Regions from separate parts of the Mus musculus genome. Here regions 1 and 2 are each linked to region 3. Evidence: chromatin loops called from intact Hi-C (ENCODE). Cell type or tissue: left cerebral cortex. All regions are shown on one strand. Links, peaks and the distances in the headings refer to the core of each region. The heading gives the core; the rest is flanking DNA. Region 1 has its middle 43 kb from the start of Gm35145. Region 2 overlaps Gm42040 (a long non-coding RNA gene). Region 3 overlaps D030068K23Rik (RIKEN cDNA D030068K23 gene).

Region 1 (7,763 bases), core at 1,224-6,223, 230 kb after region 3:
CACACACACACGCACACGCACACGCACACGCACGCGCACACGCACACACGCACACGCGCGCGCACACACACGCACACGCACGCACACACGCACACGCACGCACACACGCACACGCACGCACGCGCGCGCGCGCGCGCGCGCGCACATGATCACACAAACAATAACAGTAATGCTAATATTTAAAGTACTGTAAGGTTTATTCTACTTATTTAGGGTTTTAATTTTTATTTTATGCGGTATGAATGTTTTGTTTCCATGTATGTCTGTGTGTATCGCATGCATGCCTGGTGCCCACAGAGGCCTGAAGAGGATGTCAGATCCTCCAGAGCTGGAGTCACAAACAGTTGTGAGCCACCATGTGGGTGCTGGGAATTGAACCCAGGTCCTTTGGAATAGTGTTTTTAACTGTGAAGCCATAACTCCAATCCCTACTTGTTTGTATTCTGAGATGGGGGTCTTGTAATATAGCCCAGGTTGGTCCTAATTCAAAATAATCGTTTTGCCTCAGCCTCCAGAGTACTAGGTCCACAGATGCACGCTGCCACCATACCCAATATCCTCTAATATCTAGAAATCACGCATTCGCTGGTGGTGCCTGGACCACTAGGAGACCAATAATTCTTCCGGGGGCAAGTGGGAGGGCTTTGCACCCAATTTGGAGAAAAGGCAGATCTTTGGATGTGGTTCTTTCTTTTAACCGTCCTGCGTTGTTGCTTGATATAAACTCTTAGTTATTTCTGTTTACCTCCTCAGGCACTTATGGCTATTTCTTAAGAGAGGGAAACAGGGAGGGAAATGGGTTGGGGACAAGAAGGAAAGGGGATACACTCCCAAAGAACACATCCTACTTCTTCATTCTTTGCCACTCATTTTCCAGTAGGGGACACTCAAGTCCCTAGCTGATGGAACGATCTTTCCTCCTTTGTTTGCCGTATCCTCTGCCGGGCCACCTCAACACCAGAACGTTAGTGTTCCCTTCACAGATGAAATATCTACTCAGGGTATTATTTTTTCCAAAGCAGTATTTTTCACTTGACAGCATCAATTTCATCAGAGGAGATTAATCCAATGACTTTAATTTGCAAATATCTTTCCTCTTTTTTTTTTTCCTTGTCTTCCACCTTTGATTTTGAGTACATGTATAATAATGTTGAAGGTTGGGTTTCCGCAACAGAATAGGCCCTGGACAGTCTCACAATTTGATTGTGCACAGGAAGCCACTGCTCTGTAACCACCCAAAACTGGAATTTGTCTCTAGAGCTGTTTGTTAATGAGTGGGAGGTAACCTTTAGGGCTCATTAACATTCCGCTGATGGAAAACTCCAGCGCACAGGTCTCTCTCCCCCCACTCACTTACACAGAAATCTATCTCTGTTAGGCGTGCTGGTGTGTGGAGATTGGTCTGGGCCCTCCCCCTTAGCCCTCCCCTTTAATCTCTTGGTCAGGTTTAGGCAGAGATCTTTAAACTATATAGATTTCTCTTTCACCATGCTCAAGGAGTGTGTTGTGAATCCAAAGAAACATACTGGGCGTCTGAGTATGTGCTGGGTTCTGCTGAGTCTGTCTCCTTCCATCCATAAAGCAATGTACTCACTGATGCTCGACGTAATAAATGGGGTGGGGGTGGTCATGGAGGTGCTCTGTACCTGAAGGCAGAAATAAGAATGGGGAGGGGGGAGGATACAAGAAGTAGCAAGCCCCCGTGTACCAACCACACCTAGAAAATCACAACGAGTTGTTTTCACGAATCCATTTGCGAGACGGCAGTGAACAGGAAGCCATTCTTATCACTAGATCCCTGTGTGGTGTGACAGCAGCTGGTTCCCCTGCCCTGCCAGCAAATAAGACCTCCAAATCCTCCCAGAGCGCGGCAGGTAGCATCCGTGTGCGGCAGAGCATTTAAATTCACTCGGCACTCCTCTGTAAAAGGCCACCATTGACCGGTACATGGCACTGCCAACCAACATCACCTAAACAGATGGAATAACTGCCAATGGAATTTGTGTTTTAATCACATTAATGTATTTGGCAGGGAGATCCACCTAAGTACACATTTCAAAGTCTGCCTTTGATCTGAGCCCCTTTGGGGCATTTTCCATGACTGATAAACTCCTCCTCTGAGTTCATAGACAAATGATGGAAATTGTGGGTTTTTTTTGGTTTTTTTTTTTTTTTTTTTTAAGAAAGGGAGAAGGAAGCCAGACACCCACGTCCCATCTGGCCTCTCCGTCTCTTGGGGGATGAGAAGCTCCGAGATTCAGGACATCTCACTCTCCTCTCACCTGCCTGGGCAGCTCCCTAAGAAGGGCTCCCTGAAAAGGACACTACTGCCCACCCAGTCCCTTCTCCCCCTTGAACACAGAGACACACATACATGCTTGATACAGAATCCACGGTCTCTGCGAGGCTCCTTCTGCTATTTTACAGACGCCTGTTTGGATGCTTGTGGAAAGCCTGCTGCCAACAGCTTCCCTCAGCATCTGCCCCTCTAGCCCATCACACATGTCTTGCTTAGCTTTCTAATATACCGTGATGGAAATCAGAAGCTGCGCTTTGAATGAAAACGCTCTAATTGTGCGATCATTCCTTCTAACTGTTCCACCGTGAGTCAGGCTCAGTACAGACACACAGACAAAACCAAGCCCTGTTGAACTTGGCAGTTTCCGCTCTTCCGGAGACGCAAAGGGCAGAAGGTCATAAGCAAAGTGTGATGGCTACTGAGGGGAAAAGCTGCTACATACAGATTCCCCGCTCAGACGCAGCTCCACCTTGCCTGCTCTTGAAATGGATCATCAGCTACGTCCCTTCCCCACTTAGGATAAAGAGATCTGAGGAGGTTTTTAATTCTCAGATGAATTTTCTTGTTTGTTTGTTTGGTGGATTTTCCCCCCTTCTTTCTCCTCCACAGAACACAACTAGCAAATGATTGGATCTTTGACAGAACAAAGGTATTTTTGATGGCTCTGTAATCTAGTGCGCTAATGTTCCCAGTCCCCTCATTGTCTTGCTGTCTGATCCTATCCCTTCTGCCAGACAGTCACTGCGGGATGAGTCACTTTTAATGTCTGATAATCAAGGTGAATTTTCAAAAAGCTGCCATTTTGGAATTATGCACTATATCCCAGTGTCAGGGACTAGAAAAGAAAGTGAAGGGATAAGGAAGGCTAAGATAGACACCTACTGTATGTTTGGAGAACTGCAGGACCCAGCCAACGTGGTACCAGATAAGATGTGTCTGGAGGGTCCAAGTCGATCAAGGCATACATGATGAGACAGAGACTATGTTAATTATAAATTAAAAATAACTTCTATGATAATGAAGATTATATGCACAGGAGAAAACGTCTTAGTTAAAACAGACTAGAAGGATAGAATTAAAACGCAGCCATTTGGGGCCATGGATTCTGTACCTACTGAATATATTGTGGTCTATTAAATAACCTAATACAAACTTAACATTTGAAAAAGAATAGAAGGGAATTGTAGTAGTCTCCGTGGAAGCTGTATTGTCTGCTGTCCTTACTTAAAGCGCTATCTGCTAAGAACATTACCTAGCTGATGAACACAGCCTCTCTCCAACCACGGAGATGAGATATTTCTAGAATCATTTAAAGAAATACCCACCCTACTCCCCAACAACAACAACAACAAACAAACAAACAAACAAAAAACCCACCAAGCCCAGTGAACTAGCCAGAGGGATGCTAAAAACCCAAGGCAAACAAAGGGTATCAGACACTCTTTCCGGGTTTTGGCTCTTCAAGTATAGGGTGGTCATTGTCTCCTCTGAGGTAATTAACTAGAGCCACGGCTCCAAATTGTAGACCTTGTTTTTCATTGTGGGCGTTGTGCTAAGTGGTGGGGTGGCTGAAGGAAGGCGATCTGAGCATAGCCCGCGAGTTCCGTTTATTATCTGGAGACGTGAGCACTATAAATAGAGCCAGGCTGTTTTGACTAGGGAAATGCTGTCCTCCTCACAGCCAGGGGATGCTGGGGAGCAGACGCTGAAGCTTCAAAGCTTTGTCCTGCTTTAGAAAAGCGTGAGGTTTTTCATGGCTGTTTCAGTGGCTGGTCGGAGAGTCTGCAGGCGCTTTATCTGTCCTGGGGGAAGGAAGAAATGGCATTTCAGAGGATGCTATTTTATACCTGTGATGGATGCTTACATGTGTTCTCCAACAGAGGCATCTAAATACCCTGGCATCCTCTGTGTACAAGTTGTATTTACAGATTATTACACTTATATTATCTACAGTGGTTACCACTAATCCTCTGTGTGTGTGTGTGTGTGTGTGTGTGTGTGTGTGTGTGTGTGTGTGTGTGTTGGGGGGGTAACAGAGAGACACACATATAAGCGCACACACATATGAGCACACATATGCTATAATCCCATAAAATGGCTATAAAATAGGCACATGAAGAAAATTTGTCGTTGCTGCATGGCTGTTATAGTGCACATAAAAGAAGATTTAAAAGCCAGAGAGTATTTGAGCTGTAAGCAAGTCCTTAGAGGTCATTTGGTACAGTCCTAATTGTAGTAAGATGGCAGAAAAGTGACTTGTCCTGTGACACTCAGTCAGAGGTCAGCAGGTGCCAGGCTAATGCCGAGGTCCTTTCTCTCAGCTCGGCACACATTTCTGTTGCCACGCACCCTCGGCAGCGTGGCTAGTCATGATTCCAGCAAAGACACCCGGAGGAAGAAAGAAAAACCCCCAGAGAGTCGCACATTTATAATCTTGAAATACAGGAATGAAATGAAACATAGTATGAATTAAAATTTTTTAAAAAAGCAAGATGGGAAAGAACATACATGTATCTGACAGACAGAACCTTCTCTACCTCAGCCAGCATTTGATACGAAGGCAGAATTGTCCTTATCTTACTAACAGAGACATTTGGAGCTGGCAAAGAAAGTGGGTGCTTCTGGCACAAATGATAGAGCTTTCTTCTTCTCCATATGTGCTTTCAGCGAGAATGTCAGACTCTCTAGGCCCCAGACTACCAGACACAGCAGACACCAGGAAGAAAACAGGACTTCCTTTTACTTCTAGACTAAATCCTTAGCAGGTGTAGATAGCCTTGCTCTCTGTTCAAAGTCTGCCTGCTGTAATCTGGTAGGTGTTTTTTGCCTCTGTAATTTGCATTTCTCTTTTGCTGTGTTCTGACTCCCGTGGGGGTAAAAATCTGCCTCCCCCCCCCAAAAGATTTCCTTTGTGCTTAGCTTCCTGGTGCCCAAAAACCCTTGTCAGGTCAAGTTCATCTCCTGTTTTAATATTAAACATGGGAATTTCCTTTACAAGCACTAAAGAGAGCAGGAGGTTGTCAGAGGTGCCGGGTGGTAACCATGGTGAAGTAGACATCACTGTGAACCAGAGCAGGGCCTCCCCGCAGCTCTGTGCTCTCTTCTAGGCTCTCTTCTAGAAGAATAAAAACAAAGGCACACACTAACAACTAAAAAGAAAAGAAAAACGGAAATCATGACTGTGTCTTAGCAGGGTAAACGATCCTTAGGAGACAAAGGAAGGGATCTCAATACTACACATTAGGCAAGACATTTATTTGTTTTTAATTATTATAATTGTGGGAAATGTGCATGTGGCAGTCAGGTGACACACTTATGGTGATGATTCTCTTTGTCCCCCATCTCTGTTGGTTCTGGGGATCCGATATATATCCACTTGTTCGGGGATCCAATACATGTCAGCTTGCGGAGCAAGCACCTAACCTGCCGAGTTATCTCCACGGCTCCACTGTAAGAGATTTTAACAAGATGATGGGTAGAGATGCTGTGATTGGTAGACAATGAAAATGTTACCACGGAACAAATGTTGGCTCTTTCGGCTCACGAATTTTGGCTCCTTCAAGTCCAACGAAACAAATGGCCTTTCAAATTCTTTCAAACATTGCGGAATATATGCGTAGCTGGTGGTGTTAACCCGGAAATATGTGGCCTTGTTCCCTCCCCCTCCCCCCTCCCCCCCTCTCCCCCTCCCCCACTTAGAGAGCCTTTGGGGTGTTGTTGGGACTTCCATTTCAGTGGTTCTGCTAGAAAGAGTGGTTCTCAACCTCAGCCCTAAGAACACTCGTGGAGAGCAGAGAAGGAAAGAGGTACCCAGTGCTTTATCCTACATTCGGCGCTACCTACGGGCTCCACCCAGCACGCACGAGTGCTATGTCCCTCAGAGAGTTTTCACAGTTAGAGGTATCTCCTACCGTTGCCAAGTGTCCCCTGGGGAAAATCACTTCTGGTTAAAACAGCCAAATGAGAGAAGATAACACTTTAGAAATGAGATCCTTTTGTCCCATGTTTTGGAGACAATATTTACCTCCGCATGAAGTCCCTGCCTCACACAGTATTTACCTCCGCATTAAGGGTCAAAGCACAGAAGGTTATGGTTCCTGGGGTTTCTTTTAGACAACTCGCTTTTAAGACACCCTGAATGCTCAAGAGACTGATAATCCATTCCGACGGCAGCGTGCGTCCCAAAGTAACCGAGCGAGGGGTCGTTGAGATACAGAGTTCACGGGACCCAATAGGTTCAAAAAAGTAGTTTTGAAAGGGATGTAACACCAACAAAACCTTTTGGGAGAAGTTAGATACCCAGTGAGATGGAAAGGCATACCATGGTCATGGATCAGGAAGCTTTGATATTGATAAGAACATAACCCTCTCTGTATACAGCCAACACACTAGGTTGTCCTGAGGGACCATTTAAAGCAACCATGACTTGGAGACCATATCTAAGAGGTTTCAAGACCCAGAGGAGATTGTGTTGTTGTTGTTGTTGTTGTTGTTGTTGTTGTTGTTGTTGTTGTTGTTGATGTTGTTGTTGTTGTTGTTTTTCAATGAATTCTTCAGATATAGCCAGGGAGGATAATGAGGGAAGAGAACCTTTCAGAGCCACAAGGAGCAACCGGTGAGGAAGCTTAACCAGAGTGAGCATGGATCCAGTCAGAAAATAGCCTCTAGCCCTGAGGCCCAGTTCTATTTCCTTCCACAGAGATTTCAGAATTGCTGTGACCCAGTAACAGGCTAGGATTTCTATTCTTTCGCCTTGTAAATGAAAATGCCTACTGTGGTCACTCTAGAGCATCTTCTGCCTTATTTTGAATATGTGGGCACAAGTAAATAAGCTGGACTTCTTAGCCCTATGCCCCTAGGTCAGAAGAAACCACCCAAGACCCAGGCTTGAGTCTGTGGAGAGATTACATGAGACTTTAGGGTCTTTTCCAGAGCAAAGTGAAAATACTTTACCCATAAAAGAAGAAAGCACATGCTGCCATGAAAGCCGGTGGTGGTGGGTTTCATGCTGTTCTCAGTTGTTTGCTGGGTCCTGGGGAAGTTGATAGGTGTTAGACATTCTCACTTGATTCCCTGCCCTTGTCGGTAAGCAATGGCTGCTCTTCTGACACAGAGCACAGTTACACACTTTCTTACACCAGTGTAATATGTATGAAGGTGATGTACAGTTTCCCACAGATGCTTACAAAGCATCTCATGGCTTCCTCCACCCCATCCCCACTGCAGCATCTTACCCATCTGAAGACTTGAGCATCGCTGAATTAACTCAGAGTCTCAGCTGAAGAAATGATGGTTATGACCTTGACTAGCTCATGGGTATGATGAGCCATAACACATATAGGTATTTAGATATATGTCAGTGTCAGCCATATTACTAAAAGGGCCTCCCAACTTTATCTTCTGATATTTGGACATTGGAAATAATGGAATTTTTCACTCCACCTTTATGATTTGTATCTTCTTT
Region 2 (7,763 bases), core at 1,577-6,576, 1.4 Mb before region 3:
AGCAGGGCTTCAGGGCCCATCCTATCACGAAAGAAAATAGGAAACATTTTCCTCCCTTTCTTTCTTTCTTTCTTTCTTTCTTTCTTTCTTTCTTTCTTTCTTTCTTTCTTCCTTCCTTCCTTCCTTCCTTTCTTTCTTTTTAATTTTGTGCCCTTTCAGACTTTGATAACCCCGGATGCTGTCACAGTGAAAAAACCCAAGCAGAAAGGTATCCTACAGCCAAAACTTTCTCCCCGAGAAAGTCAAATGGTAATAGGAAACATCACTTCACACTTAGAAGCTAAGAAGCAGCCACATCCTAGCAGCCTTGGAGATTCTACTCCGTGGGAGCAACTGGGCATTCTGGGGGGAATTCTGGGGTGGGACAGGACTTCCCTGACAAGAGGCTTTCGTGAAGTCTGTGGAGGACTTCGGTTTTGTTTCTTCTGCAATTGGTGTGCCAAGAGGTTGCACTGGTATCCCACGTTTTCTCCTCCAGGATGAAGATATTGCTGGCTCCAGTGATCTGACAGGCTTCGCACCCCAGGAAAGCTCAAAACAGACGGGCAACACAGAAATGTGCGCATCTAGTTACAGGCCAGGCAGGAGGGTTTGATGAACTCCTCTGTTGAAGAATGATGTTGGAGCCAGAGAGTCTATGTATGAATTCTCTGTCACACTCCACTCCTCCAAAGGCTAGAGTGGACCGACTCTAGCATCCTACATCTATTTCCACCCACTGACAAAGGTAGGACTCTCTCAGCTGTGGTGTTAAATGGTGAGGCTCTCTAATGTACCATGCACACTTCTTGTCTTGACTGGTCGTTCATAAAAGGAGGCAGGAGCCTGGGCTTAGGGTGTGGCTGGCAACAATTTACAAAGATTCCTCCCTGCGCTCTTTACCCACAGAGGCACAACCACTATGGAATGTAGCCTACTCAGGCTTTCCCATGGCAACGCTTACCCGAGGTAGTGCTTGAAAGGGACTTAGGTTTCTCCTTGGACAAACAATTAAGCAACCCTCTCAGGTTAGGGGATTGCAGAGACCATGACCCCACCTCAGCCAAAGTATGCTTGCTGGCATTTGCAAGCTTACTTAACCTTTGAAGTAAAGCAGACTTACTGGCAAGGCCGTTGTTTCAGTGGCGTGGTGGGGTTTGGTTTCAAAGTGAATACATGAATCTTTGACATCCGGTATTCCTTAAAGAGTGGCTGACGGCTCAAATTGTATAGTTTTCACAACCCAGCCATTCGTTCCTGAGGGCTGAAACCTCCCCTCGGACTGCTTCAACTCACATTGTGAGAGCTGGGCATTTGGATTCAGAGTCTAGTTCAAATTACAGTTTTGTCTCTCGACTGATGAGTTAGTTTATTTTCTCCGAGCTTCAGCCACCTGCCAGAGGTGACTCAAGGGAGCAAGGTCTTATTTCGGCTCCTGGTTTCCAGAATAGAGTCTGGTGTGTTGGGAAAGGCGTGAAGGAAAGACCCAGTCTGGGGCAGGGCCTCCAGCTGGGTCACCAAGGGTTTAAACCTGGGAGTCTGCTGGGAGCTTTTCACATCCAAACCATCTTACCTGGCTCCATGATAGGAAACGAATCATTGAAATTGAGCTTTAGCCCCTCCAACTCCCCAAAACAAAACAAGTTACACCACAAAAAAACAAAAACAACTAAAAAACGTACCTGGAGTCTGTTTTAAGGAAAGGAAAGCGTTACCTATCATCTGGAGAGATAAGGCACCTGGCAGAGTTGGTTGTAGTCACTGCGGTTGTGTGTGTGTGTGTGTGTGTGTGCTCGCGCGCGTGTGTGCATGTGAGGACGCCCTTGCTTGTTCATGGATGTGGATTTTGAACCCATAGACTCAGTTAACCTCAGACCAAAACTTCTGAAAAGTCAGGACTGAACATATGTAAGCTCTCTCCCAGACATCGCTGTTTTCTGTACTGTGTGGTGTAACGATGATGTTTTACTTAACATATACATTGTGTTAGGCATAAATCAATAAGTGAGAGTTGACCAAAAGTATCTGGGAGATGCACACACACTATGCACAGATAATAAATACAATATTAACACAATGAACTTGAGTTGCTTTGGATTTTGCTATTTTTAGGGATGAGGGGAGGCACACATATGCACATTACTAAGTGTGAACAAAATCATGACATCCCCCAAGCCAAGAGATGGCAGAATGACCTTTGTGGCCAGTGGTGGGTCAGAAAAGCCCCAAGCTTGTCTTGCTGGAAGCCGAAGATGCCCCCGAAGACATCCAGTCTACCAGGACCGTGAACTTCAATGACGGGACAGTAATTATCGTGACTAATTTGAAGATGATCAAAAGCAACCACCCTGTTTTTACACTAGCACTGTTGGTTTCTAAATACACAGTCTGTGAGTCAAAATTGAGCTTCAGTTTTGGCAGACTCTGGCTGCCAGTCTCCCTCAGTCCTTACCTGGCACAGCATCCTCCCTCCCCCTCCCCGCCCTTCCCAGCTGACATACTCTGCCTCCTACCCTAAAGTTTTTAGCCCAGGCCTGGTCTGGGCTTCCCGGTCTCCAGAATCTGACTCTTGTAAAACCATAGCCATTTTGGCTACTGATCCTTTTGGGGTTCTTGGCTTTTTGTTCTCTTGGCCCTTGGATTCTCTCTTCTCTCCCCCTTCCCCTCAGTCTCTCTCTCTCTCTTTCTGTTTCTAGGGCCCAGTTTAGTCTGGACTTTTCCTGACGTTTCTTGTCAGTGCTCTCCCTCATAGCTACAAAAAAAAAAACAAAAACAAAAAACAAAAAACAAAAAACAAAAAAAAAACAAAAAACAAAAAAACAAAAAAACAAAACAAAACCAAAACCCGAAAAAATCTTTCTTCTTAATCCAAACCAAGTGGAGCAATCATGTCTGTCTCCTTTCTTCCTTTCTTTCTTTCTTTCCTTCTTTCTTTCTTTCTTTTCTTTTCTTTCTTTCTTTCTTTCTTTCTTTCTTTCTTTCTTTCTTTCTTTCTTTCTTCTTTCTTTTAAATAAACTTATTCACTTTGGAAAACAAGTGGGGGATAGGGCTAAAGATAACGTAACATGCTCTTTAAATATACATTAACTTTCTTACTACGCTCCTTGGGTGTGGAGACTTGTTATTTTACATGTAGAGGAATTACAAATCATTCTATAGGGACATCAGGGCAGGGAATGCTGTTGCATATTAAGACTGCTGTTTGTGGATCCTTGCGAGGCTTTTCCTTAATGTGATGTAAAGGTTTGTAAGCTGTCATCTCTCTGCTTGTAGGCTGTGTTTTACATAAAATCCTTCAGCTTCATTGACGCCAACCTGGATGTCCTTATCATTGCTATTTACAGTCCTGGGGTAGTAGTGTTAAGCCCGAATGGCATTAATAAAATAATGAACCGCTAGAAATTTGGATGCTCGCAATCACTGGTACCACTCTTTTTTGACACAAATGGCCAGCCTTTCTGGAAATTTGTTTTGCTAAACCTTTTCTTCAAATTCTTCTCTTGCCCTTTGACCTTTAACTTCCTTTCCTTTCTTCCGGTGCCCTCGCTGGCTCCTGATGCACATCTTTTAATCTCCTCCCTCTTTTCTTTGCCTCCTTCCTGACTTCATTCTCCCAGTCCCTCACCTCTTCCTTCCCTTTGCCCTCTCCCTCCCCCTTTTTTCTCCGCTTCCCCTTCTCTTCTTGCCTCTCCGTTCTCTCCCCTCCCTCATCCTTTTTGCCCCTCCTCCCCCCTTTTTCTTCCCTTTCTCCTTCTCTTTTTTTGCTTCCTCCTTTTGGTCCCCCCCCCCTTTCTCTTGCCCCCCTGTTCCCTTTCTCTCTTTGTCATTTCTCTGTGTGAGACGCATTCTTCACAATACTCCATCTTCACTGCTCTGTAGTTAACTCTGGGATGATGGTGTGGAAATTGACCATTGCCTAGCAATCCCGTGTGCGGCTTCTGCCAGCGAACCTGCTCGGCCCAGTCACCCCCTTCCTAAGCTCCACAGCGCGCTCTGCCTTCCTCAGCCAGCGAGCAAGCACTTCCCAGCTCCCACTGTTTGTCGCAGTCCACCTCGACACTCCCGCATCTTCCCGGATGCTTCCTAGGGATCCTTTTGAAATTGTTGCTAGCCTTTTGTTCCAGGCGCGCTCTGAGCTCCTGGGTCAGGCAGCTCGCAGCCTCCCTGGGGCAGTGCTATGATGAATTTTGGCATGGCCAGGCTGTTTAACAACTCCATTGCAGAAGTGCCAGCTTCCTCCAAGACTGAAAGGAGCTGTGATGAGTTTTTCTTTTTTTACCCCCAAAGGCTCCACCAGGTTCCAAAAATACCAAAGATTCCCGCAGATCTCTAAATTATGTGGCAATTTTTTAGAGCCACACCTACCCACTAAAAGTGAATTTTTCTGTTGCAGGAAACACAGCTCCTCTGTGATCTTATTAGTCGAGGGCCGGGATGCTCCTGAGACACATGTTGTTGTAGTCAGTGATTTGTTATTTCAGATTTCAGGTCCTGTCCTTCTTCCCTCGTGAGTGATTATCAATCGCGTGTTTTTGCCTTTTTACAAGTCATAATTGCTATGAAAGATTCTGCCAATTAGTTTAATGTTTGTCTTTTCAGAAACGTTTAGAAGGTGTCCATACTGAGTATACATATTTTAAAAAAATTTTTTTTACTTTAGATTATTTGTGTGGGCGTTTTGCCTGCTTGTCCGTAAGTATACTACATCTGTACCTAGTGTCCTTAGAGACCAGAGAGAGGTTCCCTAGTGCTACAGTTACAGGCAGTGTGAGCTACCAAGTTGGGTGCTGGGAACTGAACCCAGACTCTCTGCAAGAGCAGTAAGTTCTCTTTACCATGGAGTTGTGCCTTTAGCCTCCATGATTCTCTTTTTTTGAGGGTTGAACCAGTTATTTTAGAACCAGTCTGTTTCTGCTTGCATGTGAAAAATTATTTAAATTAGGGTATGTGGCCATCCATTCATATCTGTGGCTTCTGTATTCGTGGGCTTCAACAGCATACAAAAAAATTAGGGAAAGAGTTGTATCTGCTATAGGCAGGTATAGACTGTTCTTGTCATAATTTTTGAAACAGTGCACTGCAGGATCTGTTCACACAGCAATCTACACATGAGTTAAATATACAGGGGGGTGGGCTGAGGGGGAACCTCGGTCTAAGGTAGAGAGCATATGTATGTATTGCCATTTTTGTTTACTTTTCCTCCCTCCCTCCCTCCCTGCTTCCCTCCCTCCCTTTCCCTTTTTTCCTTTTTTCTTTTTTTCCCTTTTTCCCCCTTTCCCCCTTTCCCCCCTTTTCCCTTTCCCTTTTCCTTTTCCTTCCTTCCTTTCTCTCTTTCTCTCTTTGTTCCTTTCTCTCTCCCTCTCTCTCTTAGACATAGTTTCTCTATGTAGCCCAGGCTGGCCTAGAATTCACAATGTAACTCAGAATGGCCTCCAACTCCCTGTTTTTCTCCTGCCTCAGCCTCCCAGTGCTGAGATTACAGGTCCTACTTATTTTGCTATTTAGAAGTTTATTTTTATAGTGCGTGTGCATGTGTGCATGTATGTGTGTGTGGGAGTATGTATATGTGTGTATATGTGTATGTGTGTGTGCATGTGTGTGTATGTGTGTATATGTATATATTTGTATGCATGTGCATGTGAGTATGTATGTGTGTACATGTGTATATCTGTATGCATATATGTATGTGTGTATGTATGTGTACATGTATGTGTGCATGCATGTATGTGTATGTATGTGTGTGTGCCTGTGTGTGTGTATGTGTGTGTACACATATACACTGGTACTTATATGAAGGTTAGAGGAGAACTTTCTGGAATTGGTTCTGCCGTGTGGGTTTTGACATTGAACTTGAGGTAACAAACCTGGTGGCAAGCACCTTTATCTTGATGTGCTGCTCTTTAAAATGTTGCTGTTGTTGACACATCACTCCGCCATTTCTTATGACTCCAGCAGAGGTAGATTTGGCTGTGGAAGGTGTATTCTGGGGTTGCCTCCAGAGAATACTGTAATTTATTTTTGTGGTACTGAAATGCTATCTTTCATAATGATTCCATCTTTTGTTTTTCTAGTACCTGGAATCGAACCTAGGACCTTGTACATGCTAGGATGTGCTGTGCTTCCCAGCTGCATCTCTAGTTTGCCCATACCCTTTACAGGATAATTTGTATATGAATTTACCCAGCTTGGCCTTCTCCTACCTCAGCCTCATGATTGCAGCTACGATTGCAGACCTGTAAGACCGGGCCCAACTTCTGTCTCCTTCCAACTGCTTAAAAGACATGGTCCCTAAAAAGCAAATGATGATTTTTTAACGGAAGCAACTTTCATGCTGTATAGCCAGAGAAAGCAACATCATCAGAGACCCTCCTGTGTTATTCATAAATGAGAAGACATTTAAAGCAGCAGTTCTCAACCTTTGGGGGTGACCCCTTTATGGGTGGGTGGGGGCTAACAGTCTTTCACAGGGGCTACCTAAGACCATCAGAAAACATGGATATTTACCTTAGGATTCATAACAGTAGCAAAATTACAGTTATAACATAGCAACGAAAGTAATTTTTTGGGTTGGGGGGCCGTCACCACCATACAAGGAACTGTATTAAACAGTCAAAGAATTAGGAAGGGTGAGAACCCCTGATTTAAACTTAGTTTATGTGATCAAATTCTGTGTCTGCCACAGGGCCTCTTTGTAAACTGGGATCTGCCTTTGGACTTAAGTTCCTTGTAGTCCCCGAATCTTTGGGCCCCATATCAAGCATCTCTTTTTAAAAAATGGAGAAAAGCACGCGTCTGCATGTTTTCACCACCCGGGATGAGTGTTCCTAGGGAAGATAACTCGGGCGGAGTTACCAGTGCCCTCTCCCTTATTCTTTCTGGAATTCATTAAGTTAATATACTGTTGCCTGCATGGGGCACCTTCTTTGATGGCGAGTACAGTTAAATGCCTATTTAGGCATGTCACTGACTATCTGATGCAAGGGGGTGCACGGAGTGTGGCTGGCTGTGGGGGAAGGGGGAGGGGGAAAAGGGGTGTCGCGCTCTATATTTTTTTTTTCCCCTTCAAAATACTTCTCAGCAATCCCTTGCAGCTGGCAGAAGGCTAAGGTTTCTCACACTCTGAAAGGAAGTCAGGCCATAAATAACCCAGGCAGGCACACCTGGAAAGAATAATGCTTTTTTTCTAGGCTGTCCACTGTGTTGAGGATGGATGCCAGTCCAGTGAGCATGCGCACATGGCACGGAAGACTGTGCAAATGCCACGTTCAGATGAAGCCGGGGGGGGGGGGGGGGGGAAATGTTTCCGTTTTTAATCTCCAAGCTTCTAGCTCTCGGTTGAAGGGAGAAAAATGAAGAAAGATGTTTGTGGAACGTTAACACCGTGCCTTCTTCTTCAGCATGGTGGGTTCCCTTCCCCTAGAAACAGACATTGTGGAACTGTTCAGTGCTTGTAAGGATTGTTGCAATTAGGGATGGGGTTCGGAGGGCAAAGATAAGCAACACTTTCTTCATCCAGAACACAGAACAACAGCTTGTGTTGGGCTGAGAGGTAGCTCAGTCAGTAAGTGCTTAGTACATTACCCAGCATGCATGGGGGCAAACAGTGTGGTGGCACATGCTTGTAGTGCATTGGGAGTGGGGCGTGGGGGTGGGTGAAGACAGGATGACTCCTAAGGCTTAAAAGGCAGCCAGTTTAGCACACTTGTAAACTCCAGGTTGAGTGAGAGACTCTGCCTCAAAATAAAGGTGGAGAAAGTTGAGGAAGATAGCTAACCTTGTGTTC
Region 3 (7,763 bases), core at 1,280-6,279:
GGAAGCCGAGAGAACTGGAGAATGGTGCTCTGTTCACATTTCCCTTTGTATGCAGTCTAGGATGTGAGCCCCTGGGATAGTACTGTCTGCATCCGGAGGTGATTCTCAGTTAGAGCTCCACGGGACCCCTCTTACTGACACACTAAGTGTGTCTCCTAGATGATTCTAAATCTATAGAGTACAGTAACCATTACCAGTGGCCGTCTGATTTGATTTTCTTACCCAATTCAAGAAACTAGTATAATTTTAACAGTATTTAAAGTAGTGAATAATAAGAAATTATAGAAGAGACTAAATGGTCTTGCTATCACTTCAGAGCTCCAGCTATTGCTTATTGTAGTGTAAGTTTTCAGAATATATTTCAAGAACATTCCCTAATGTGGTAGAATTCTCCCTGGTAAATTCTATGGTTTATTGACATTTATTTACCATGTTTTCATTTCATTACTTTAATTCTATAAGGTTATTTTCACAGGCTTATATTTAAAATTATACAGCTTGGAGAACTTTTTATTGAATTATTTTTTAACTTAAAATATAATTACATCATTCCCCTTGTCTTTCCTTGCTCCAACCATTCCCTTATACCCCTCTTGTTCTCTCTCAAATACATGCTCTCTATGTGTGTTTATGTGTATATATACATATACATCATATACATACACATACATATACATATATATGCCTATACATCCCTAAATATACAAATACAACCTGCTCAGTCCCCATAGTGTTACTTGTACGTACATGATTTCAGAGATGGCCACACAGTGTTGGATCACTGATCTGTGGTTTCTCCAGTTCTCATCATCCCTTAGTTAACTGCAGTCCTTTGACTAGACTGAGGCCTAATGAGATTTCTCCTTCTCTTGGTCGTGTCTATCGACGTTGTCCTTGTTCAGAGTTTGTTTAGGTATCCGTGCTGATGAGATTTCCTGGGTTTATCTTCTCTGGTATTCCTAATAGTAAAATCTCACAGCAAACTTATGGTAATCTGGCTCATGACTACCTTTTCTCTCATCTTTCCTGGTTCATCTTGATCAGGAGCCATCTTTCCTCTCATCTTTGCTGGTGTAGATGGATGGGTTGGGACTGGGCAGCCCGTGCTCACTTGCTCTCTGCATTTTATGTAGTTGTGACTTTCTGCAGTCATGTCTGACTGTTGCAAGGAAATGCTTCTTTGATGAGAGATGAGACTAAGATATGCATAAAAGGATAGAGATTTAGGATGTAGTTATTGATTATGCTGATTTATATCCTCTGAGTTATATCCTTGGCCATATATTTATATGGCTTATATATGTGGCTATATTTAAGTGGTGGGTTTTAGGTTCTCCTCGCAGATTAGTGACTTTATCAGCCTTGGGGAGCTGGCTAGGTCTCCAGTACCAGGCGTGGGTTTCTTCATGTTGAGAGGATCTTAAGTCCAATTTGACAGCTGTTGGTTATCACCAAGTTGTGTGTGCCCCTATTGCAAATTGTGCCATGGCGGTCATTGTTTTAGTTTGGAGCCATAGAGCAGGGTAGGGCTATCAGTTGCTTGGAAGCCTGTGTGGAGCCTTCTGATACCACGAGAACTAGTTCTCAGGGACTTTAAAAAAGTAAAATATGCCGGGCGTGATGGCACACGCCTTTAATCCCAGCACTCGGGAGGCAGAGACAGGCAGATTTCTGAGTTCGAGGCCAGCCTGGTCTACAAAGTGAATTCCAGGACAGCCAAAGCTATACAGAGAAACCCTGTCTCAAAAAACCAAATAAATAAATAAATACATAAAAAAGTAAAATATACTATTATAATTGTATGTTCTAAAGGGAAATCTATTTTATGATTCAAAGAATAGAACACAAGCCTCATTCCAGGAAAATAAGTGTTGACATTACATTAATTGATGGTTTGGCATCCTCTAACACTTTGGAAGTAGGATTTTCATAATAGACATCTGAAAACAACAATTCTTATTCAGTAAGAATTTCCTTTTTGGAGATTGGTAGACCCAAAAGAAAGAGAAAAAGTAGAAGTCTTTAACCCATTCGAGAAACTTGAACTCAAGGATGCTGGGTAAGGATGGCTGGGGAGGAGTACCAAGCAGATTTGAATCTGTAAGAAATCAAGGATGAAGGTAGCAGAGAACAGGAATGAGGTGTGCCGTGCAGCACTCAAGTAGGTGACCGACCGTAAGAACCTGGGTGCTCATCTGGGAGGACGGACTGCCGAAGCCGGATTCCGGCGGGCATTTTAGGGCCGTGTTAAGGTGAGAAGAAGAAAGTAGTTCTTCGTGCCCTGCAACTATCTAATAATACGCTGCCATAGCTGTCTTCTAATTGTAGGAGGTGCTTTATTGGAAATCTCAAGTTTGAACTCCTCAGACTCTGTCCGTCTCCTATCCCTCTAGGGCCAGCTCAGCCCTTCATCCTGTCAGAGCGCATAAAACAGAACAGCTTACAATTTGCTATGAAGGGGTCTTCGGGATGAAGCATCTTAATGTCTGGAAAGATTAGACGGGATCTTCATGCTTAAAGACTCCCATGAAACATTTCAAATCACACGGATGTGTCTCGGTGCCCTTTGCCAAAATTAATAGATTTAGGCTGTGGAGTTAGAAGAAGGCTAAGTATCCATACCCACCTATCATCCAATAACATTTACTATTTTTAAATCTTCTTATAGCTCCTGTACTCTTAAACTGAGAATATATTAAGTCAGAAAGGCTACCTATTTTAGACTCCTGTAAGTTAACACATAGGGGCAATTTCGATGTATAGTGACATTCTAGAAATAAATATCACACACAATGACCTAGAGACTACACCATGTTGATCGCATGCGGCTGTTTTTACTTGCTTGCTTGTTTGTAATTTTGACTATTTATCAGTCTGAGGTTGACCCGCCTTTCTGGTTTCAAATAGCTATTCCAAGAGCCCTGATAAAGAATGGCACAGAGGGACCATGGCGTAATAAACCACCAAGTGAGCTACTTTGAATTCCTCTCATGTTCTGAGAACGAGAATGTCTTAAGCTTTGATAGAACAGGGCAATTTTATATTTTCCGTCTGACTACTTTAAAAGGTTCATTGTCTTTTAATTAAACTACGGTGGGGGGGGGGCTGCTGGGGGAGAGAGCAGAGATTAAAAGCTGTCGTGCTGTAAACGGGGTGGCTTTTAGCAACTAGTAGATGAGTGAAGCCACCACCTCAAGCAAGATGAACTACAGCAACAAGTTCTGTGCCTCGAAGCTTCTCCTTGTCTGACTGTAGCAGTAATTTGGAGTTAATTTGTGTGGCTTCCGCAGTAAAAAAAAAAAAAAAAGACTGTGTTCTATGTCGTCTGACTCTTCCTAGCATGGCTTCGCAGCTGTTAGGTCCCCTTTGTATGGTCCAGCACCGAACCACCACCACAGGTGAAAGCCAGGTGAGCAGGTTAGATGGGCATCTTGGACCAGGCTTAGTGTTCACCACGTGTTGTTTACTCTCCACAAAATGCCTGCGTGGATCAGCCTCTGCCTCCATTCTCCCACTTCCTGCCTTCACCAACAAACGGAGGGCCACTCTCCTCTGGGCAAGTCACACTGTTAGGTTGGGCGAATGTCTGGGTTTCTCTGGGAGTTTTATTGCCTGGCACATTGTCTTGTTTTCCTTTGTCTGCGTGAACACTTTTTTTCCCCTTCTTTGTGTCTGTTTTTCTCCCTTTGCCTCCTACTCCCCACTTGTCCCCAAATCCTTGAAGCCAATGAGGCTGTGGTGACACCTTCTGGGCAGTGCTGGGAGTGAATTACAGCCAGGAGTGAGCTTCCTGGTGGTGGTAGCTCACCCACATACAGTGAATAATAGGATGTATGGTTTGCTTCATCAAAGAAACTGATACAACATCCTACTTGTTCTTGGGATTTCTAGCACTGCTAAGTACCAAATGCCGTAAGTTTCTTGCAAACAAGCACAGATTTGCAGTTAGTGAAATAAAAAAAAATAAATAAATTGACAACCAAGGCCCTACCTGCTTACTTTCCTAGTGGTGGTTCTGAGTCAGGCTTGAAAATGAATGTCAACAAAATAAAGGAAAGCAATTACGTGGGACTAGAATATCAACACCAGACGCTGCTGCACGTGTTTTTGCAAGGATGTGTGTGTGCATGTATGTGGTGAGACACGGCAGTATCCCGTTACATGCCAGTGCCTTCTAGCAGTAAGGACGTGTCCCATGAACAGTCCTGGTGAAGGCAGTGACATCCATCTCAGCTGCCCACTGCCTGGCCGTGTAGGATACAGGTCGCCTGGTGCTGTTTCTGTGCACCCATGTCTCTCAGCAGGTTTCACAGACAGGCTATGGATCTACTCTGTACAGCCTCAACTGGAGTCTTTTTTTTTTTTTTTTCTGAACAGACTCCATCATTCCCACCTCTCCTTCCATGCTGATTTAATTGTTATATTTAACATTTTTAAATGGTTTCTTTTTTTTTTTTTTCATACTGTATGGAAATGATACAAGCTTACAGGTACCAATTTCTCTCTCTCTCTCTCTCTCTCTCTCTCTCTCTCTCTCTCTCTCTCTTCCTTTCCTCCCCCTCCCTTCCTCCTCTCTTTCTTTCCTTTTCCCCTTTTCTTATTTTTTTTTCTATCACTACTGACTTACACTTGGACCCTGAAGAGACTCAAAGGTACAGCTTCTAGGAAAAAAAAAAATCACATGGCAGCTCTAGCAAAGTTGATGTTACTATCTCATCAGGAGAATATTAAAAGAGCCTATGGAGTCTGTTGAATAATCTCTGCCCTCCTCATAACTCTCTGTCATCATCACTGACTGAATAGCAAATACAGAGGTAACAGACAACAAAGGTACACCGGGCAGCCATTGCAGCTGTGAAGCTGCCCGTCTTTGCAGTAACTGCACACCTTAGGACGCCGTCACTAGGACACTGAGCCCAGGACACTAAGCCTGGCTGTTGTGGGTGACTGGAGCAGTTGCATCTGCAACCTTTAAAGGACCACCACATGCCTCATCTTCACTTTCTACGCCGTTCTTCAGTGAAATATTGCTTATTGGGTGTATAATATAAGCATTTATGTGTGGTACAGAACCCGATATTTTTTACAAGTCCTAAATAATCAAATCAAAGCCTAGCCACATTACTTTCCAATTCTGATTTGCAAACAGTGGTAGTCCGCTTGAGGGCGGGGGGAGGACAATAATGAAAATGGGGGTGAGGCTTTCCTGAAATTAAAAGAAAGCTGGAAATACCGAGGGTGTGAATAAGTAACAAAGTGTCGTGTGGTAACTGTCGCGTGGTAACTGCGGGGATGATGGTTTTATTTGAAGTGGGGGGCGGGGGGAGGGAGAACCAGAAGGAGGCAAAAACACAATTTGGTCTAAAATTGAATTTCTCTGATAAGGCATTTCAGAAGCGGCTTGTCTTATTCACTCAGCAGCAAAATAATCATATGCGCTTTAATAATCTTTATTTTACAGGAGTGTGTTGCCAGGGTAACAGAGTGTAAGCAGGGGAACAGCACCTTCCAGATCACAAAGGCAAATCTGTGGAAAGAAATTTCTCTCCGTTCCTCTCTCCCTTACCACTGTAATAAAGACTCTGTTTTTTTTCTGCACTATTTAATAATTGCCCATAAACATCCTCTTCTCCTTTCCCATTTCCATATCTGCTAAAACATGGACAATGGCTTAAGTCTGGAACTGCCAAGCTCAGTGGGCTAAGCAAAAAGACAGATGTGGTATCTTTAGCATTTTTATATAATTATTTTTTATTACTATTTTACCCCGTCTCCATTCCTTCCCTCTGACTGTATTCTTATTTCCTTCTCTCTTTAACCAGCCCGATGGTAGTATACCAAGGAAAGGGGGCTCGAGGTGGGAGTCTATATTCGGCTACATTAATCAAAATTTATTAGCCAAGCTTGCCTGCATGGAGATTTGAAGGAAGCAAGGAGTGCAGCTGAAGAGGATAAATTGAATTATTGCAAATGGAGTGACAAGCATTCAGACCTAAAGCTACAGAAACAATCATTTCTTTATACTCATGAACATAGAGGGTGGGTAAGGGGGAGAAGGAGATAAGTAGATTGGGGTGGGGGGGGGGGAGACAGAGAGACAGAAAGAGAAAGAAACAAAGAGACAGAGAGAGAATCCGAGACAGAGTGCGTCATCAGGGTCATTCAGTTTTTCATGGGCCCTGCTTCTGGGAGATCAGCAGATTTGAAATGAACAAAGTGAGAGATCCCAATGCCTTGGCAGCAGAAGAGATGCTCAAAACTGGCAATGAGAATGTACCAACTGGTCATTTGATAAGGTTCAATTCATGACAGACTGTGTATTTTCAGTAATTACCCCTAATTGTTTTAGCCAGGGCTCTAGCCTTTGAGGGTAAATTTCGTGGGGTCAGGGCACGTCTCGAGATTAGATAGAAAAATACTCCAAAGAGTCTGTGTTCACATGACTGTTGAAGGTGTGACTGTAGTGAAGAATTTTCAGGTTAAGGACATGTAGGTTGCTTAACACCACTGGTAACAGGATTCAACCTGTTTGTGGTAGCAGAGGCCTTAAGACAAAGGACTTCGAGGTGAGAGATGAAGACACACTCTGGTGCGTGGGAAACCAAACCAAAACAAACCATAAAGGACCGAGAGAGTGGACCATAAGCAAAGGGCCGTTTTTTAGGGAGTTTTCGCCTTGCAAATTCTCCTTGTCATCCCTGTAAAGGGAAGAAACGGGTGCATTTCAAGGCCATCACTTGAATGACCCAGATAGGACCTACTCTCCGAATGCCTGAGCTATCCAAAGAGCATACACCTAGCTAGCTGGCCAGCCGCTTTGAAGGTGAAATGCCAGTGAGCAGGAGATTTCCTTCTTAGTGTTGGTTGGAACAAGTGTTGCACTGTGTACATCTTGAGTCAGAGATGGGCCGTGTGAATAAGAAATGAGATACAAAGTTGTCTTAGCTCCCATGGACTTCCTGGAGTGTTCTAGTGATAGTAACATCAAGTGAGCAGCCAGCCACGCTCTCCAGTACTACAACAGAGAGAAACAGTACCTCCACTTAATGAAAGGTCTGAAACCCAGATTCGGGAACACGCTACAAAAGCCAGCCCACTGCAAGAAGGACCTGGGACAGCAAAGTCCCTTGTAACTTTAGAACTCATTGGTTTTTGTACTATTCTAGACTAAGTATATCAGTATCTCCATACTTTGTTTAAAATAAACTAAAACATGATATTTGCCTTAAATTTTATGTACAGGCATGACAAGTCAGGGAAAGAATAGATTGTGTGTAAAATGATTTTTAAAACTATTTCAAAATTAGTTTTAAAATAGAAAAAAGATATATGCTTAAAGTAAAAAAAAATTCTGTATTCCCACTTAAAGTCATTCAACTTCCATAACACGTAGATTTTAATAGACAGAGAAACGATGGTTAGAGACGACCTGCACACATCGGAAAAAGAAATGGGATTTCTCACACTGGGCACATTTCTTTGGATCCCTTATTTGTTTTCTCTGTCCACTCTGCTCATGCCATCCATACGAGTTCATGTGAAGGTACTATAAAGCCACACAGAACTTGAATTGCTTGGGAAGGTTTGAACAGGTTTCCTTTTTCATCCCTGTGATGGTACCTCTTCCCCCTCCCTCACACCTCCCCAATCCACCTACAGATCTCCTTGCTTTAGGACATGGCGACTTTGTTTCCTTTCCTCAGACTTCCAGCATGGGTGTTGAAATCAAGAGGCCTTAATCAGAAACGCCATCATGTATTGCA

Evidence for each region. A loop is a pair of places that touch in the nucleus more often than their neighbours do. Peaks named below come from ENCODE experiments on the same cell type or tissue, not always from the same donor. Only the 100,000 strongest peaks of a DNase experiment are listed, where the experiment ranks them.
Region 1: it touches region 3 in a loop (4-fold over the local background); 4 of 42 quality-filtered maps call a loop at or near these places.
Region 2: a loop joins it to region 3, with 2.6 times the contacts of the local background. A loop is called at or near these places in 6 of 42 quality-filtered maps.

The regions. Positions count from the first base shown.
Region 1 is chr8:109,414,250-109,422,012 of GRCm38, forward strand. It overlaps a transcript of Pmfbp1 not described here. Among named protein-coding and RNA genes, the nearest start is that of Gm35145, 43 kb to the right of the region's middle. In left cerebral cortex, for the core only: CTCF peaks have their summits at 3,198 and 4,002; DNase peaks (open chromatin) are centred at 1,511, 2,313, 3,180, 3,973 and 1 more place; H3K4me3 peaks cover 203 bases; H3K27ac peaks cover 3,388 bases.
Region 2 is chr8:107,820,764-107,828,526 of GRCm38, forward strand. Gm42040 (a long non-coding RNA gene) reads left to right here. Exons shown (of 3, transcript XR_879157.1): 2 at 479-727; 3 at 2,092-2,527. It overlaps Gm39242 (a long non-coding RNA gene), which reads right to left. Exons shown (of 3, transcript XR_879158.1): 2 at 6,181-6,268. Among named protein-coding and RNA genes, the nearest start is that of Gm39242, 9.7 kb to the right of the region's middle. In left cerebral cortex, for the core only: no CTCF peak of the experiment used is centred there; DNase peaks (open chromatin) are centred at 4,042 and 4,203; H3K4me3 peaks cover 292 bases.
Region 3 is chr8:109,182,344-109,190,106 of GRCm38, forward strand. The region is part of intron 5 of D030068K23Rik (RIKEN cDNA D030068K23 gene); the gene reads left to right. The region is part of intron 1 of 4922502B01Rik (RIKEN cDNA 4922502B01 gene); the gene reads right to left. Among named protein-coding and RNA genes, the nearest start is that of 4922502B01Rik, 64 kb to the right of the region's middle. In left cerebral cortex, for the core only: a CTCF peak has its summit at 3,751 (motif pointing left); a DNase peak (open chromatin) is centred at 3,749; H3K4me3 peaks cover 369 bases.